Regions from separate parts of the Homo sapiens genome. Here region 1 is linked to region 2. Evidence: chromatin loops called from intact Hi-C (ENCODE). Cell type or tissue: PC-3. All regions are shown on one strand.

Evidence for each region. Hi-C counts contacts between places; a loop is a spot of excess contacts. Peaks named below come from ENCODE experiments on the same cell type or tissue, not always from the same donor. Only the 100,000 strongest peaks of a DNase experiment are listed, where the experiment ranks them.
Region 1: it touches region 2 in a loop (10-fold over the local background); 7 of 110 quality-filtered maps call a loop at or near these places.

The regions. Positions count from the first base shown.
Region 1 is chr21:31,600,663-31,608,662 of GRCh38, reverse strand. No RefSeq gene overlaps it. Among named protein-coding and RNA genes, the nearest start is that of TIAM1-AS1, 45 kb to the right of the region's middle. In PC-3, a CTCF peak has its summit at 3,866 (motif pointing right); DNase peaks (open chromatin) are centred at 2,402 and 3,872; H3K27ac peaks cover 622 bases.
Region 2 is chr21:31,350,657-31,358,656 of GRCh38, reverse strand. It overlaps a transcript of TIAM1 not described here. Among named protein-coding and RNA genes, the nearest start is that of TIAM1, 10 kb to the right of the region's middle. In PC-3, no CTCF peak of the experiment used is centred here; DNase peaks (open chromatin) are centred at 3,746, 4,346 and 7,046; H3K4me3 peaks cover 1,049 bases; H3K27ac peaks cover 5,261 bases.

The sequences.
Region 1 (8,000 bases), 250 kb before region 2:
GCTTGGTTTTATACATTTTAGAGAGACATGAGACATCAATCAAATACATTTAAGAAATTCATTGAATTCATTGGTCTGGCCCAGAAAAGAGGGACAACTCAAAGCAGGGGATGAAGTGGGGGGGCGCCTCCAGGTGAATTTAAGCATTTTCTGGTTGACAATTGGTTGAGTTTGTCTAAAGACCTGGGATTGCTAGAAAGGGAATTTTCAGTCCAGGCGCGGTGGCTTGTGCCTGTGATCCTAGCACTTTGGGAGGCAGAATTGGGCAGATCACCTGAGGCCAGGAGTTCGAGACCAGCCTGGCCAACATGGCAAAACCCCGTCTCTACTAAAAAAGCAAAAATTTGCTGGGCGTGGTCGCGGTCGCCTGTAATCCCAGCTACTCGGGAGGCTGACACAGGAGAATCTCTTGAATCTGGGAGGTGGAGTTTGCAGTGAGCTGAGATCGCACCATTGCACTCCAGCCTGGGTGACAAGAGCGAGAATCCGTCTCAAAAAAATGAAAAATAAATAAATAAATAAATAAATAAAGGGAATGTTCAGGTTAAGATAAAAGATTGTGGGCCTGGCAAGGTGGCTAATGCCTGTAATCCCAGCACTCCTTAGTTTTTTTTCTTTATTTTCTTGTCTTTCTTTCCTTCTTTCTTTTCTTTCTTTTCCTTTCTTTTCCCTTCCTCCCTCCCTCCCTCTCTCTCTCTTTCTTCTTTCTTTCTTTCTGTCTTTCTTTCTTTCTTTCTCTCTGTCCATCTCTCTCTTTCTTTCTTTATTTATTTCTTTTTTTTTTTCTTCAGGGTCTCACTTTGTCACCCAGGCTGGAGTGCAGTGGCATGATCTCGGCTCACTGCAGACTCGACTTCCTTGGCTCAAATGATCCTCTCACCTCAGCCTCCCAAGTAGTTGGGACTATAGTCACATGACATCACGCCTAATTTTTTGTAGAGACAGGGTTTCACCATGTTGGCCAGGATGGTCTCGAACTCCTGATCTCAAGCCATCCGCCCGCTTCGGTCTCCCAAAATCCTGGGATTACAGGTGTGAGGCACTGCACCCAGCCTATCCTCATTTTTTATACATAAAGAGGTATGCCCTGTGAGAAGCTACTCAGCATTATAAAAAAAGAACCATAGATACCTGCAACAACTTGGATGGATCTCAAGAGCATTATGAAGGTTGAAAAAAGCCAATCTCAAAAAGTTGCAGGTGGTGGGGTGGCTCATGGCTATAATCCCAGCACTTTGGCAGGCCAAGGCAGGAGACTACTTGAGCCTATGAGTTCAAGACAAGCCTGGGCAACAAAGTAAGACCCCATCTTTACAAAAAATAAAATAATTAGCCAGGCGTGGTGGCGTGTGCCTGTAGTTCCAGCTACTTGGGAGGCTGAAGGAGGAGGATTGCTTGAGGCCAGGAGTTGGAGGCTGCAGTGAGCCAAGATTGCTCCAATGCCCTCCAGCCTGGGCAACAGAGTGAGACCCTGTCTCAAAAAAAAGTTGCATATATGTATAATTCTATTTTTATAATGTCCTTGAAATGACAACATTATAGAGATGGATTACAAATCAGTAGTTGCCAGGGGTGAGGGATGGTGGGGGCATGGGGTGGGTGTGGCAATAAAGGGGCACCACGAGGGAGATCTTTTAGATGAAATCATTCCATATCTTCTTTTTTTTTTTGAGATGGAGTCTTGCTCTGTCACCTAGGCTGGAGTGCAGTGGCGTGATCTCAGGTCACTGCAACCTCCACTTCCTGGGTTCAAGCTATTCTCCTGCCTCAGCCTCCTGAGTAGCTGGATTACAGGCGCACACCACCATGCCCACCTAATATTCATATTTTTAGTACAGACGGGGTTTCACCATGGGCTGATTTCGAACTCCTGACCTCGGGCGATCTGCCTGCCTTGGGCTCCCAAAGTGCTGGGATTACAGCCATGAGCCACCATGCCTTATGTGAATCTACACATGTAAGCAAATGACACAGAACTACACACATATGTCATACCAATGTCAATTTCCTGGTTTTGCTATTCTCCTTTGATAAGATTAGTCATTGCAGAAAACTAGGTGAAGGGTACATCAGTCCTGTCTATCTTTGCAATTTCCAGTGAATCTATAATTATTTAATAATAATTTTAAAAAGATGTATGCTCTGAGAAACCAGCCTGTCGTAAATCAAGAGATGGTCTGGAAAGAGGCTTATTACAGTGACGTTAATCAATCCTTTGAATTCCTTCAGTATTATATGTCAGAAATCATTTAGTGAAATAACTTTCAATACTTTAAATAGTAGGAAACTCAATTAGGTCTTCCTTCAATTTGGGGTAAAACAATGCTTGGGAAATAAAATGACTCATCAGGGCTTGTTACCCTATTATTAGTCATTCACATTTTCATCCCCTGCACAGGTATTTCCATTTGTGCCTTTGTTTAGTCCCCAGGGGTTACCTGGGAAGAAAGTGAACTTTAGTAAAACTGAGAGCAAGTGACTGGCATGCGTTCCTCCAGTAAAGGGGAGGAAGGATCATGAAGTCTAAAAACCAGCTCGAGGCAGGACGCGGTGGCTCACACCTGTAATCCCAGCACTCTGGGAGGCCGAGGTGGGCAGATCGCTTGAGGTCAGGAGTTCAAGACCAGTCTGGCCAACATGGTGAAACCCCGTCTCTACTAAAAATACAAAAATTAGCCAGGCGCAATGGCGGGTGCCTGTAATCCCAGCTACTTGGGAGGCTGAGGCAGGAGAATTGCTCGAACCTGGGAGGCAGAGGTTTCAGTGAGCCGAGATCACACCACTGCACTCTAGCCTGGGCGATAGAGCAAGACTCTGTCTCAAAAAAAGAAAAAAAAATTAGCAGGGCATCATGGCGCACGCCTGTAATCTTAGCTACTCAAGAGGCTGAGGCAGGAGAATCTCTTGAACCCAGGAAGGGGGGGTTGTGGTGAGCCAAGATCTTGCCACTGCACTCCAGCCTGGGCGACAGAGTGCAACTCTGTCTCAAAAAAAAAGAGAAGAGGCTTAAGTGGCCCACAGTTCTGCAGGCCGTACAGGAAGCATGGCAGCTTCTGCTTCTGGGGAGGCCTCAGGAAACTTTTACTCATAGTGGATGCAAAGGGGGAGCAGGCTCGTCTTACATGGCAGAAGCAAGACAGAAAGCGAAGGAGGATGCGCCACACACTTTTAAACGACCAGGTCTCGCAAGGACACACTCACCGTCAGGAGAACAGCACCAAGGGGATGGAGCTAAGCCACTGATGAGAAATCCACCCCCAAGATCCCATCGCCTCCCACCAGGCCCACCTTCAACACTGGGGATTACCATTCGACAGGAGATTTGGGTGAGATCACAGTTCCAAACCGTATCAGGGAGAAAGTGGAGGTTGGGAATCTGCACACTGCTTCTCTTAAAACCACCCATGTGCTTTCGAAGCCTTTGGAAAGTCTTCGAGATACTCTCCACCGCCCCCAAGTCTACCCAGACCCTGTTCGAAGGCTCTGTTAGTCACTCTACAGCAGAGAAAAAAAGGCTAAGGGTGGTTAAGTAATTCACCCAAGACCACCCGGCAAGTGGCTGCGCTGGAATTAGAACTTGGGATGAACTACAAAATCCATTTTCTTTCGACCAGGCTGTCCTACGAAAACAAGGCTTGTGTGTTTTCCCTAGTATCATCTAAGTGCAAAATTACCCGTTTGTGGACATCGGAAATTGCTTTGTGTGTTAAAATTGCTAACAATGTTATTACTACCTGCTGAGCACAAAAGGGCCTGGAAAGATTGGTTGTACAAAAATACAAGGAAATCATTCATCATTCATTTTCTCCTCCTCACAACCACTAAGAGATCAAGCCTCAGTTGCCACAGAACTGTGTCTTAGTGACCAGCAGGTGGCGCCACCACCTCACTGTTGTTTTGACATTGGGAGAATTTCATTTTGTAGGTAACTCTAGTGTAAATGGAAACGAAGTTTACACCCCTGGCCTTCTTTCCCACCCTGGCCTTGTTCCTCTTGTTTCGGTTCAAAGACGGGTAGCCTCCTGTCTGGCTCTAATTGATTTAGTTTCCTTGAATTTCATTTCTTTGACACTGAAAAGGATTTAGCTGGTAGTTTTGCCCATGAGGTGGAGGCATGATTATAAGAATTCATTTACTGAGGGCTTACCTTGCACCCAGCACTTTGCTTGAATCATCTCATTTAATTGTTGCAATAAGAAAAGGAGGTGAGTTCTGGTTTTGTTTTATTTTGTTTTGAGACACAGTTTCCCTCTGTCTCCCAGGCTGGAGTGCAGTGGCACAATCACAGCTCACTGCAACCTCCACCTCCTGGGGTCAAGCAATTCTCCTGCTTTAGCCTCCCTAGTAGCTGGAATTACAAGCGCATACCACCATGCCCAGCTAATTTTTGTATTTTTGGTAGAGATGGAGTTTCACCATGTTGGCCAGGCTGGTCTCGAACTCCTGACCTCAGGTGATCCCCCTGCCTCAGCCTCCCAAAGTGCTGGGATTACAGGCGTGAGCCACCACACCCAGCCAAGTTCTCTTTTGATGTTAATAGCACAAGCCTGGGGGCACTGGATTCTATTTAATTGTTTCACTCTTTTATTGCTGGTCACTAGCCAATAATTCCATGACAATTGAGGCTTGATTTCTTGTGGGGTTGGGGAGTATGATGATGAGAAAAAAATGAATGATGAATGTTTTCCTTGTATTTTTGTACAACCAATCTTTCCCAGTCCTGGTATGCTCCACAAGTAGTATTAACATCATTAGCAATTGTAACACACAAGGCAATTTCTGATGTCCACAAATGGGCAAAAAGACAACCCAAATTCCAACAGGTTTTTGAATGTTAGAAAAATATTACATCAATTTTAAACAATAAATGTTAGGGTAATATTACATGAGTTTTTCTCATTAGGAGTGTATTATATACAAACCTTTATTTGATAATGTATATTCTGGGTGACTATAATAAAATGTGATAAAAATAAAATGACTTATAAATCATATATATGATATCTTCAGTTATAACTATTATATGCACATTAATATTGTACGTGTGTGTGTGTGTGTGTGTGTGTGTGTCACTAGGGTAAAAGGCCGGGGGGTATCAATCCTAACCCACTCACCTGATACCAACCAGCTCCAAGTTTTAAGACGATATATACATGACTCCTTCCTACATGAAATATTATTACCAAGTATCACTATATGGCAAGATTTTCAAATCCAGGGCAATCGCTCACTTAGAATCGTGCGACTGATCCTATATCACCCACCTAAACCCCTTAGCATGCAAATGAAGGCATTGTGACCCAAAGAAGGAGTGATTTACTTGAGACACATAGTGTTGCAATTGCAAGACCCCAACCCCCTGACCCTACAACAAAGCTCCTTCCACATGAACTGTTCTGCCCTTGTGTTTGAAAAAACAATAAATCCAAATACAGGGGTTCTCATTTATCTCTTGTTAGATGTCTTCTTTTAGATTTGAGTTTCCTGACTATTCAGATTTTTAAAAAAATATTAAATGTGTCATCTAACTAACTGGCCATTTATCAAATTTTGTGCTACTTACAAATCTGATAGTGTCTTCTATGTCCTCTTCTGTGACTTTAATAAAAATGTCGAATGGTCAACTTTGAGGACAGAGCTTATTGATCATTTACCAATTTCATTTAGGATCCTACTGATTCATTAAACCCAGGACTGGCTGGCTACATAATTTATAGGGCCCAGTGCAAAATGAAAATGCAGGCAAAGTGGAGACAGTGGAGGTTTAAGTCAAGCATATGCCCTTCTGAATGTGGGGCCCTGTGTGACTGCACTGGTCACACCCCTATGAAACCAGCTCTGATTAAATCCCTTGGTTTCAATCATTCAACCTGCTACAAATTGATTTATCTAACATATGTCCATTGGAATAGCTTCTAGCCGTGAGCAGCAGGAAACACAAAAAACAATGGCTTAAGCATGTAACAAGCAATCCAGGAGCAGGTAACCAAGGACTGCTGCAGCTGCTGATGGAACCCTTCTCTTTTCCTTTCCCTCTCTCTCTATCTCTCTCCATTTTTTTTTTTTTTTTTAAACAGAGTCTCACTCTTGTTGTCCAGGTTGGAGTGTTGGAGTGCAGTGGCACAATCTCGGCTCACTGCAACCTCCACCTCCTGGGTTCAAGCGATTCTCTGGCCTCAGCCTCCTGAGTAGCTGGGATTACAGGTACGCGCCACCACACCCAGGGAATTTTTGTATTTTGAGTAGAGACGGGGTTTCACCATGTTGGCCAGGCTGGTCTTGAACTCCTGACCTTGTGGTCCACCCTCCTTGGCCTCCCAAAGTGCTGGGAATACAGGCCTGAGCCACTGCGCCCCGCCCTGCCTCCTTTCCCTCTCTTTAGCATCCAGTTTTCTTCTGCTGCTGCTGCTGCTGCTTTTTTTTTTTTTTTTTTTTTTGGACTCCGGAGTCTCATTCTGTCCCCTAGGCTGGAGTGTAGTGGCGCAATTTCGATCTCGGCTCACTGCAACCTCCACCTCCCGGGTTCAAGTGATTCTCCTGCCTCAGCCTCCCACATAGCTGGAATCACAGGTGCACGCCACCATACCCAGCTAATTTTTGTATTCTTAGTAGAGACGGGGTTTTGCTATGTTGGCCAGGCTGGTCTTAAATTCCTGACCTCAGGAGATCTGCCCGCCTTGGCCTCCCCAAGTGGGGGATTACAGGCGTGAGCCACCACGCCCAGCCTGTCATTTTCTTCTCCTGACACTGAATAGCTGCAGTACCTTAAACCATCATATCCATATTCCAGGTGTGAAAAATGAGGCATGGCAAAGGACAGAGAGCAAAAACCTTCTCCTCTTAAGCATTTGCCTTTATATTCAGGAAAAGAAAGCTTCCCAGGGCTTTCAACTGATATCTCATTGCCTACATCTCAAAGCTGCATCACATGGTCACACCTAGCTTCAAAGGAGGCTTGGAATTAGTGTTTCACTGTCCACTCTCTTCAGCTGAGAAAGACAAGGGAGAAAGGAGTTGACATATACGTGGGAAGTATTTCTTTTCTTTTGCTTTCTTTTCTTTTGAGACTGGATCTTCCTCTGTCACCCAGGCTGGAGTGCAGTGGTGCAATCACAGCTCACTGCAGCCTCTGCCTCCCTGGCTCAAGGGATCCTCCCACCTTAGCCTTTTGAGTGGCTGGGACTACAGGCACATGCCACCATGCTTGGCTAATTTTTTTTTTTTTTTTTTTAAAGATGAAGTCTCAGCCAGGTGCGGTGGCTCACACCTATAATCCCAGCACTTTAGGAGGTCGAGATGGGTGGATAACTTAAGGTCAGGAGTTCGAGACCAGCCTGGTTAACATGGCAAAACACCATCTCTACTAAAAATAGAAAAATTAGCAGGGCGTGGTGGCATGTGCCTGTAATCCCAGCTATTGAGGAGGCTGAGGCAAAATAATCACTTGAACCCGTGAGGCAGAGGTTGCAGTGAGCCAAGATCACGCCACTGCACTCCAGCCTGGGCAATAGAGGAAGACTCTGTCTAAAAAAAAATTTAAAAAAATTAAAAAAAAAAGAAAAAAGACAAGGTCTCACTATGTTACCCAGGTTGGACTTGAACTCCTGGGCTCTAGTGATCCACCCACCTCAGCTTCCCAAAGTACTGGGATTACAGGCATGAGCCACCACACCCGGCCTCTTCTCTTTTTATAAGGACCCATCCTATTCCAGAATGACCTTATCTTAACATACATTTTATTTACATGTGCAATGGACCTATTTCCAAAAAAGGCCAAATGCACAGGTACCAGTCCCAAAATCTGTGTTGGTTTGCTAGGGCCACTGTGACACCATAAACTGAGTGGCTTAAGCAATAGCAATGTATTCTCGCACAGTCCTGGATGCCAGAAGTCCAACATCAAGATCCCAAGCTGGCTCCTCCAGAGGCTGTGAGGGAAGGATCTGTTCCAGGCCCCTCTCCTCGGCTTGTGTCAGATGGCTGCCTTCTCCCTGTGTCTC
Region 2 (8,000 bases):
GAGTGGATGCAACAGAATTTTCCGACTGATTCGATGTGGGATGTGAAAGGAAAGGGAAGGCAAGTATGGCACCAAGTATTTTGGTCTGAATAGTTGGGAGGGTTCAATTGCCCTTAGCTCAGCTGGGAAAGGCACCTGGAAGATACCCAGAGGGTGTACGTGCACAGTGCGGTATTCGATTGTGGAGTCTAGGGGAAAAAGCACTGGCTAGAGACATGCATTGGGAGTTGTTAGCATGTGGAAAGTATTCGCAGTCATGAGACCGGAGGGGATCTCCAAGAGTTGTAGGTTGATTTCTCCAGAAACAGGCAAGAAGACGGCATTTAGATGAACTGCAAAAGAAAGAGGAAGCAAGCAGGACCGCGTGGAGAAGTCAAACAGTGGTGTAGAACAACCTGGCTGGAAGCTCTGGAATTAATACTGCCCATCATCCTTGTCCTGCAGAGGCTGATATGACCAGTCCTTTATCCCTGCCTCATTCAGTCACCAGATATGGCCTACCCTGGGATGCCGCCCTCTGCCCTGAGACAGGTCCTGCAGGAACTGAAGGCTCGAGGCTGCCTTCTGACCACAGCCCCCGTAGCTGGACAGCAAGTCTTTCTTTGGGTTAAGATCGGGACAGTGGATCTACCTATCTCCCTCACTGAGGACCACAGTGTAAAGAAAAGAGAGAAGAGGACCAAGGACTAAGCCCTGTGGTTCTCCAACATTAAGAGGTCAGGGAGAAGAGGAGGAACCAGCAAAGGCAGCCAGCAAGGCAGAAGAATTTATGGTGTCTTGGAAGCAATTGAAGAAAGTACACCAGAGCAGAATGAGTAATCAGTGGTGTCAAATGCTGCTGATAGAATAGGTCAAGTACAATGAAGACAAGAGAGAAACATTGGCTTTATAAACCGGGAGATCATTAGTGCCCTTGAGAACAGCACGTGGTTGGATGGAAGATGCACTGGAGTGGGTTTAAGAGAGAATGGGGAAAATAAGGGAACATGGCAAATACAGATGCCTCTTTTAATATTTCTGCAAAGGAGAGGGAGAAAGCAGCAAATTTTCATAGTTATAATTTGATGATGTGGAGGAGAGAGAGGAAAATTGCTAAAACATTGCCCTTGAGTGAGCAAGGGGTGGAGATTGGACCTCATCACAAGTGGAGGGGTTGGCTTTAGAGAGGAGTATGGATAGTTGTCTACATCAACAGGCAGAAAGGTAGAGTGTATATACCTGCATGCAGATAGATCACCAGAGAATATATATAGTCTTAGAAGTTTGTGGTAGTCCTCTCTGATTGCTTCATTTTTCTCAGAGAAGTAGAACAAAAGGTCATCAGATGGGAAGAAATTGTTGGGAATCTGGAAGGAAAGCAGAAGACATAAACTTCGTGAGTGTGGGTGAGGGAATAGACAGAGAATTTTGGTGTGATTGCCAGTGGCATTTAAGGGGACACTTGACATTAGGGGTCAGGAATTTAAAGTGAGACCAGCCAACATGTTTGCATGCTTTCTTCTGTTTTCTCTAGCCACAGTCAGCTGTCTGGGTACAGGTGTGAACTGGGCAGTCTGATGGATTTAACCAGATGTTTTTGCCAAAAGGATATGACCAAGTAAAAGATGGGCCAGGGAGTTGAGGGAGGGAAATTAATGACAGATGATGGAATCTACACTTCTCTTTTAAAAATTTTAAAAATGTTTATTCATTCATTTATTTTTTAAAGATGGGCTCTTGCTGTGTTGCCCAGCCTGGTCTCGAACCCATGGGCTCAAGCCCCATCCTCCTGTCTCAGTGTCCCAAAGTGCTAAGATTACAGGCCTGAGCCACTGCGCCCAGATGGAATCTACATTTCTTAAGGAGGAGCATGAAATATCGAAGCTATGAAGGGATTCTTGGAGTGTGTCTTATTCCATTGGTGCTGCTATAACAGAATACCACAGACTGGATAATTTATAAACAACAGAAATGTATTTCACAGTCTGGAGGCTGAGAAGTCTAAGATCTAGGCAACAGCAGATTGAGTGTTTAGTGAGGGGCTGCTTCCTCTGGACAGCGCCTTGTGGCTATGTCCTTACACAGTGAAAGAGATGAATGAACTCCGAGACCTCTTTTTAAAAGAGCACTAATCCCAATCCTGGGGGCTCCGATCTCATGATCTAATCCTCTCCCAAAGGCCCCCACCTTAGAATACCATCACTTTGGGGGTTAGGATTTCAACATATGAATTTTGAGGGGACACAAACATTCAGACCCTAACAGAGTATGAGATTGAGTGGTCTGAAAAGATGGGAGGTGTGAGCTGTGGGGGGGATGCATGACAATGATGGCATACGGGCAATTGGTATCTTTACCCTTTATTATTAATAATCTGTGTATTTCAGAGATTTGGCATGCAGTGTCTTGAACATCCTTAGTGAATGTATAAGTTGAAAACTCCAAGTGTTTGTGTATTATTGACATAAATGTCTATTTCTCCTATTGTTCCTTATTTCTTTCTTTGCTGTTAAGGATTCAGAAGGAATTGGTTAAAAGGACTTTTTTTCTATGGTTAAAGAAGAGACCTCAGACCTGGGTGGTTTTGATCATGCTTCTTGTCTTGAATTATCATCTCGGGGTAATGAATGACCGTTATTCAAATCATGCAATATTTGTTGAGAGTCTACCACGTATGAAGCCCTCTTCTAGGCACTTGCAATAGAACTGTGAGCAAAATGGATAAAAGTGCCTGCTCTTGTGGGGCTTATGTTCTAGTGGAGGAGAGAAACAAGAAAAAGAGTAAAATAAGAAAATATTCAGCATGTGTACAAAGGAGAGAAAAATAGCCGGGCGCGCAGTGCTCACGCCTGAATCCCAGCACTTTGGGAAGCCGAGGCGGGCAGATCACTTGAGTCCAGCAGTTTGAGACCAGCCTGGCCAACATGACAAAACCCTGTCTCTACTAAAAATACAAAAATTAGCCCAGTGTGGTGGCACGCGCCTGTAGTCCCAGCTACTCAGGAGGCGGAGGCAAGAGCATTGCTTGAACCTGGGATGTGGAGGTTGCAGTGAGCCGAGATCACATCACTGCACTCCAGCCTGAGCAACAGGGCGAGACTCTTTCTCAATAAATAAATAAATAAATAAATAAATAAATAAATAAATAATAAAGGAGAGAAAAATAAATCAGGGAAGTAAGAAAGGAAATGTGCCAGGGATGAGGGGTGGAGGTGGTGGGGTGGGGCCACTGGCCAGGAGGACACCTTCATTGAGAAGGTGATGTTGAACAAAGACCTCAAGTCTAAGGTTACCTTCATAAGCGGAAGATGAACAAGTTTGCACGGGAGCAAATAGACCAAGGTGGCCACTATCCTTAAGAAAACAAAAACCCATATTCATGCCAAAGGCCAAGAATATTGTTTTTGGTTATTGAAATGGAATGAGTCAGTAGTATCTGTGTGTGTGTTTCTACCAGACGGTTAATGGGCAGTTCATTAGCCGCTACCTTTTTTTTTTTTTTTTGGTGGTGGGGGAACAGTGTCTGGTGGGTGTTTCTGCAGGAGACTGCTGACCTCAGACCCAGCCGACCTGACTAATTTTTGCCAATGGAAAGTTATATGTGTAAGGGATTACAGCTCTTCTTTAATGGGCTGAGTTCATCTGTGGCCAGAAAAAGAACAAAGGCTCCCAGGGTACAGGGCTTTGGGAGGGGTGAGAAGTCTGAATCATAAGCCTGAGCCTAAGCAAGGTGTGTGAAGTTGTTGAGGCTGAGAAAAATAAAAGTCAGAGATGACTTATCTTGGCGTCTGCCAGCCCACAGCAAGGATTGTCAGCTGGGCAGGTTGTCAGCGTTGTGGTCCCATTCTGAGAAATTCCCTTTCTCAGAAACCAGGCATCTGAGAGCATAGGGTTGAACTTTGGTGTTTTAGGTGATGTGGTGAAGTGTTTGTCAACTTGCTGGCTGAGCCTCCTCCACACCGGTAGTAACTCTTGGTGCCTGTGCCAGGAACTGTGTCATCCTTGTGAGTCACCTGTCATGCATGTTTTACCGGGAAGTTGGGTGGTTCAGCTGCGAGCAAGATTCTGTTCAGTATGTATTTCTTTTGATTGTGAACCAACATTAGTACTTCAGGGAGGTATTATAAATAGGTCAGTGTAAAATATCCACCAGCCGTTAATTATCTCAGTCCAGAGTTTGAACTTGCCTCTTCGTGTGGTGGGGGTGTGGAGGGGGGGTCCTTGGTTCTGTGAAAGGGCCCCAGGAATACATTTAGGAATCTCCCACACATGCATTATGCATATTATTTGCCTCTTGTGCAATTGAGCTGGCTCACGTTAGATACCTTGTTCACTCACCTTTCTCAGACGGAGTGACAATTAACTTCCAGGAGCTTCATGACAAACCCTAAAATATGTTGCTTGCCTGCCACATTTGTCCTTAAGAGGGCATGAGGTTCTCCATGAGTAAGTGTAGGCTTTGGGAATCACACTCAGCCCTCTGACTTTGTGAACCCAGAAACTGAGATTCATGATACAAAGGGTAATATTAGTAATAATAAGGCCGGGCATGGTGGCTCACACCTATAATCCAGCACTTTGGGAGGCCGAGGTGGGCAGATTGTGTGAGGTCGGGTGTTCGAGACCAGCCTGGCCAACATGGTGAAATCCCATCTCTACTAAAAATACACAAATTAGCTGGGCTTGTTGGCGGGCACCTGTAATTCCAGCTACTTGGGAGTCTGAGACACAGAATCGCTTGAACCCAGGAGGCAGAGGTTGCAGTGAGCTGAAATCACTCCACTGCACTCCAGCCTGGGCAACAGAGTGAGACTCTGTCTCAAAAAAAAAAAAAAAAAAAAAGATAAATAAATAAATAAATAAAAACAAATAAATCAAATGTAAGGATGTCAAGGTTGTTAATGACAAGATTGTAGCCCAAATGCAGTAGTGAGGTTGGAGAGAGCTGGGGTCCCAGCCTCACAGAGACTAGGTTAGAATTTTAGACCTGCCTCTTACTTGTTGAGTGGCTTTGGGCAGTTCATTTAACCTCTCCGTGCCTCAGTTTTCTTTATCTGTTAAATGGGTCTAGTAATAAGTAGTACCTTGCTGAGCTGTCATGAGGACCAGGTAGAAAATTGAATGAGCAGCCCCTAGCCTAGTGGCTTTCACAGAGAAAGTGCTCAGGAAATGTCAGCAACTCATTGTCATCAAAGTTGTCTTCACATAGTTTTATGAGGGAAATGCTCTTATTCCCATTTTACAGATGAGGGACTGAGGCTTTATGAAGATTAAGGGATAGGCCTGTGACTGGAAGAGGAATTCCTGGCTGACCCGCAATTCTCACTTAGACTGCCTGGCACCCCTGCTTACGTCTTAACTGCTGAAATTACTGCGAGTTGAGGGTACACCTGAATGTGGTCAGTTAACATGTGTAACATTTAATATTTACAATTAAGAATTTGGGTTTGATTCATTTCCCCCACTGTTAGGGTTTTGGACTCATATCTGACCCTTTTTGGTTTCTTGATATGCGTTGAAATTTGGGGTTGGGATGGGTTGGTGGAAGCAGCTGTTCCCTACTGCTGTGCCTCCAGCATACTGTGCAAGGGTGTGCCTTGTTTTATCTTCATAATTGTGAAAGATTTACCTTGATAGGTGAGGCAATGTCATTTTATCTCTTACAATCAGAGAAAATCACTTATCTGGGCGTGTGAAGATCATGGTGATATGACAGGAAGAGTTGGCTTATTGGAAGGCTTGGTTAATGTGTGTAAAGTTTTGATTACTTTTGTTTTTAGCAGCAACTTTTTTTTTTTTTTTTGAGACAGAGTCTTAATCTTTTGCCCAGGCTACAGTGCAGTGGCATGATTACAGCTCACTGCAACCTTCGCCTCCCAGGTTCAAGCTATTCTTGTGCCTCAGCCACCCAAATAGCTGAGATTACAGGTGTGCGTTACCATCCCTGGCTAATATTTATTTATTTATTTATTTATCTATTTATTTTTAAGTAGAGATGAGGTTTCATTGTGTTGGCCAGGCTGGTCTTGAACTCCTGACCTCAAGTGATCCGCCCACCTCGGCTTCCCAAAGTGCTGGGATTTTAGGCATGAGCCACTGTACCAGGCCAGCAGCTTTTTTTTTTTTTTTTTTAAAGCTACATATATGTGAGCCAAAACGTTGAAAATGATATTTTTGGAATCTTTTTTAAAAGTTGTGGTAAGATATATATAACATAAAAGTTGGCATTTTAACTATTTTTAAGTACACACTTCATTGGCATTAATTACATTCACAATGTTGTACAACCATCACCACTATCTATGTCCAAAACTTGGGTGTAAGTGGAATTATGCAATATTTGTCCTTTTGTGTCTGACTTCTTTCACTTAGCATAATATTTTGAAGGTTCATCCATGTAGCAGCACAGATCAGAACTTCAATATTTAAATGGCTGAGTAATATTCCATTGCAGAGATATACCACATTTTGTTTATTCATTCATCTGATGGGCACATAGATTGTTTTCACCTCTTGGCTATTGTGAGTAATGCTGCAATGAATATTCACAGACAAGTGAAAATGACGGTATTTTGTGGCGTTAGCAAAGATGCACTTTTTTTTTTTTTTTGAGACAGACTCTTGCTCTGTTGCCTAGGTTGGAGTACAGTGGTGTGATCCTGGCTTACTGCAACCTCTGCCTCCTGGGTTCAAGCGATTCTCCTGCCTCAGCCTCCTAAGTAGCTGGGAGTACAGGCACACACCACCACACCCGGCTAATTTTTGTGTTTTTAGTAGAGATGGGGTTTCGCCGTGTTGGCCAGGCTGGCCTTGAACTCCTGACCTCAGGTGATCTGCCCTCCTCGGCCTCCCAAAGTGCTAGGATTATAGGCATGAGCCACCACGCCCTGCCAGAGATGAACTTTAATTTCTTGGTATTCCAGGGGTAGAGCTTTCCTAACTGAGGAAGTCTGTATCTTTGACCAGGTTGCTATCTTAACCCCTTGGGCACATGTGGATCTTTCCCCTGCATTCTTGCTGAGCCTGCCTCTGTAATTTGTTTGGGAGGACGCTGGCTGCTGGTGAGTCAGACTGCCTCCAGCCATCCGGGTTTGACTGCGTCCTCCCTCCCAGGTCTCTGGGCCCCTTGCTTGCTTGTCTGGAGCTTAGCCAAGAATTTCTCATGTACCCACTTTTTATGGTTTGCTTATTAATTCTAGATGGGCTCAATTTATATTGTTTTTTATTTGTATGTGCCTTTTGTACTAGGTTGGAGCCCCCAAATTATATGTGCATACACTGCATTGAATGTTCATTTTATGGACATATTTTTTAAAGGAGGTAATAATTGAGTGGAACATACAGCAAGTTTATTTCTGTTGACCTGGGTACTGGGCTGAAGCTGTCATGGTTTTATTATGTGAGCTTGAACAAGTCACTTACTCCTTCTGACTTCAGATGAATGAGTGATTTATAAGACCTCCTTTCTTCTCTTACATATAGAGGTCTATGACCCTAAATGTGTCACCCCTATGTTAGACCCTTTAATATTTTGAGATACAGGTTTGTCGTATTCTCTGATTGAAAGTAACTTGTACATGTTTGGTTTTCATTTACATTAGGGAAGATGGCAGCAAGTATTCCTAGAGTGAAATCAAATGCCTATGTTAGTGGAAGGGAACACAAGACAAGTGGATTCTCATCAACACGTTTCCCTAGCCATTATTCATTACAAGTCACCTAATTTTAATTGATTTTGTGCCTGTGGTTAGTACAAAACTCTGTAAGGTGTCATGTGTTACAAGCAGGTCTATAGGTGGGGTCCTTTTCACTTCACCATCCTACCCCTGTGCTAGATGTCTCATCGTGTATTGGGCCATTCTTGCATTGCTATAAAGAAATACCTGACACTGGGTAATTTATAAAGAAAAGAGGTTTAATTGGCTCATGGTTCTGCAGGCTGTACAGGAAGCATGATGCTGGCATCTGCTTGGCTTCTGGGGAGACCTCAGAAAACTTACAGTTATGGCAGAAAGAGAAGC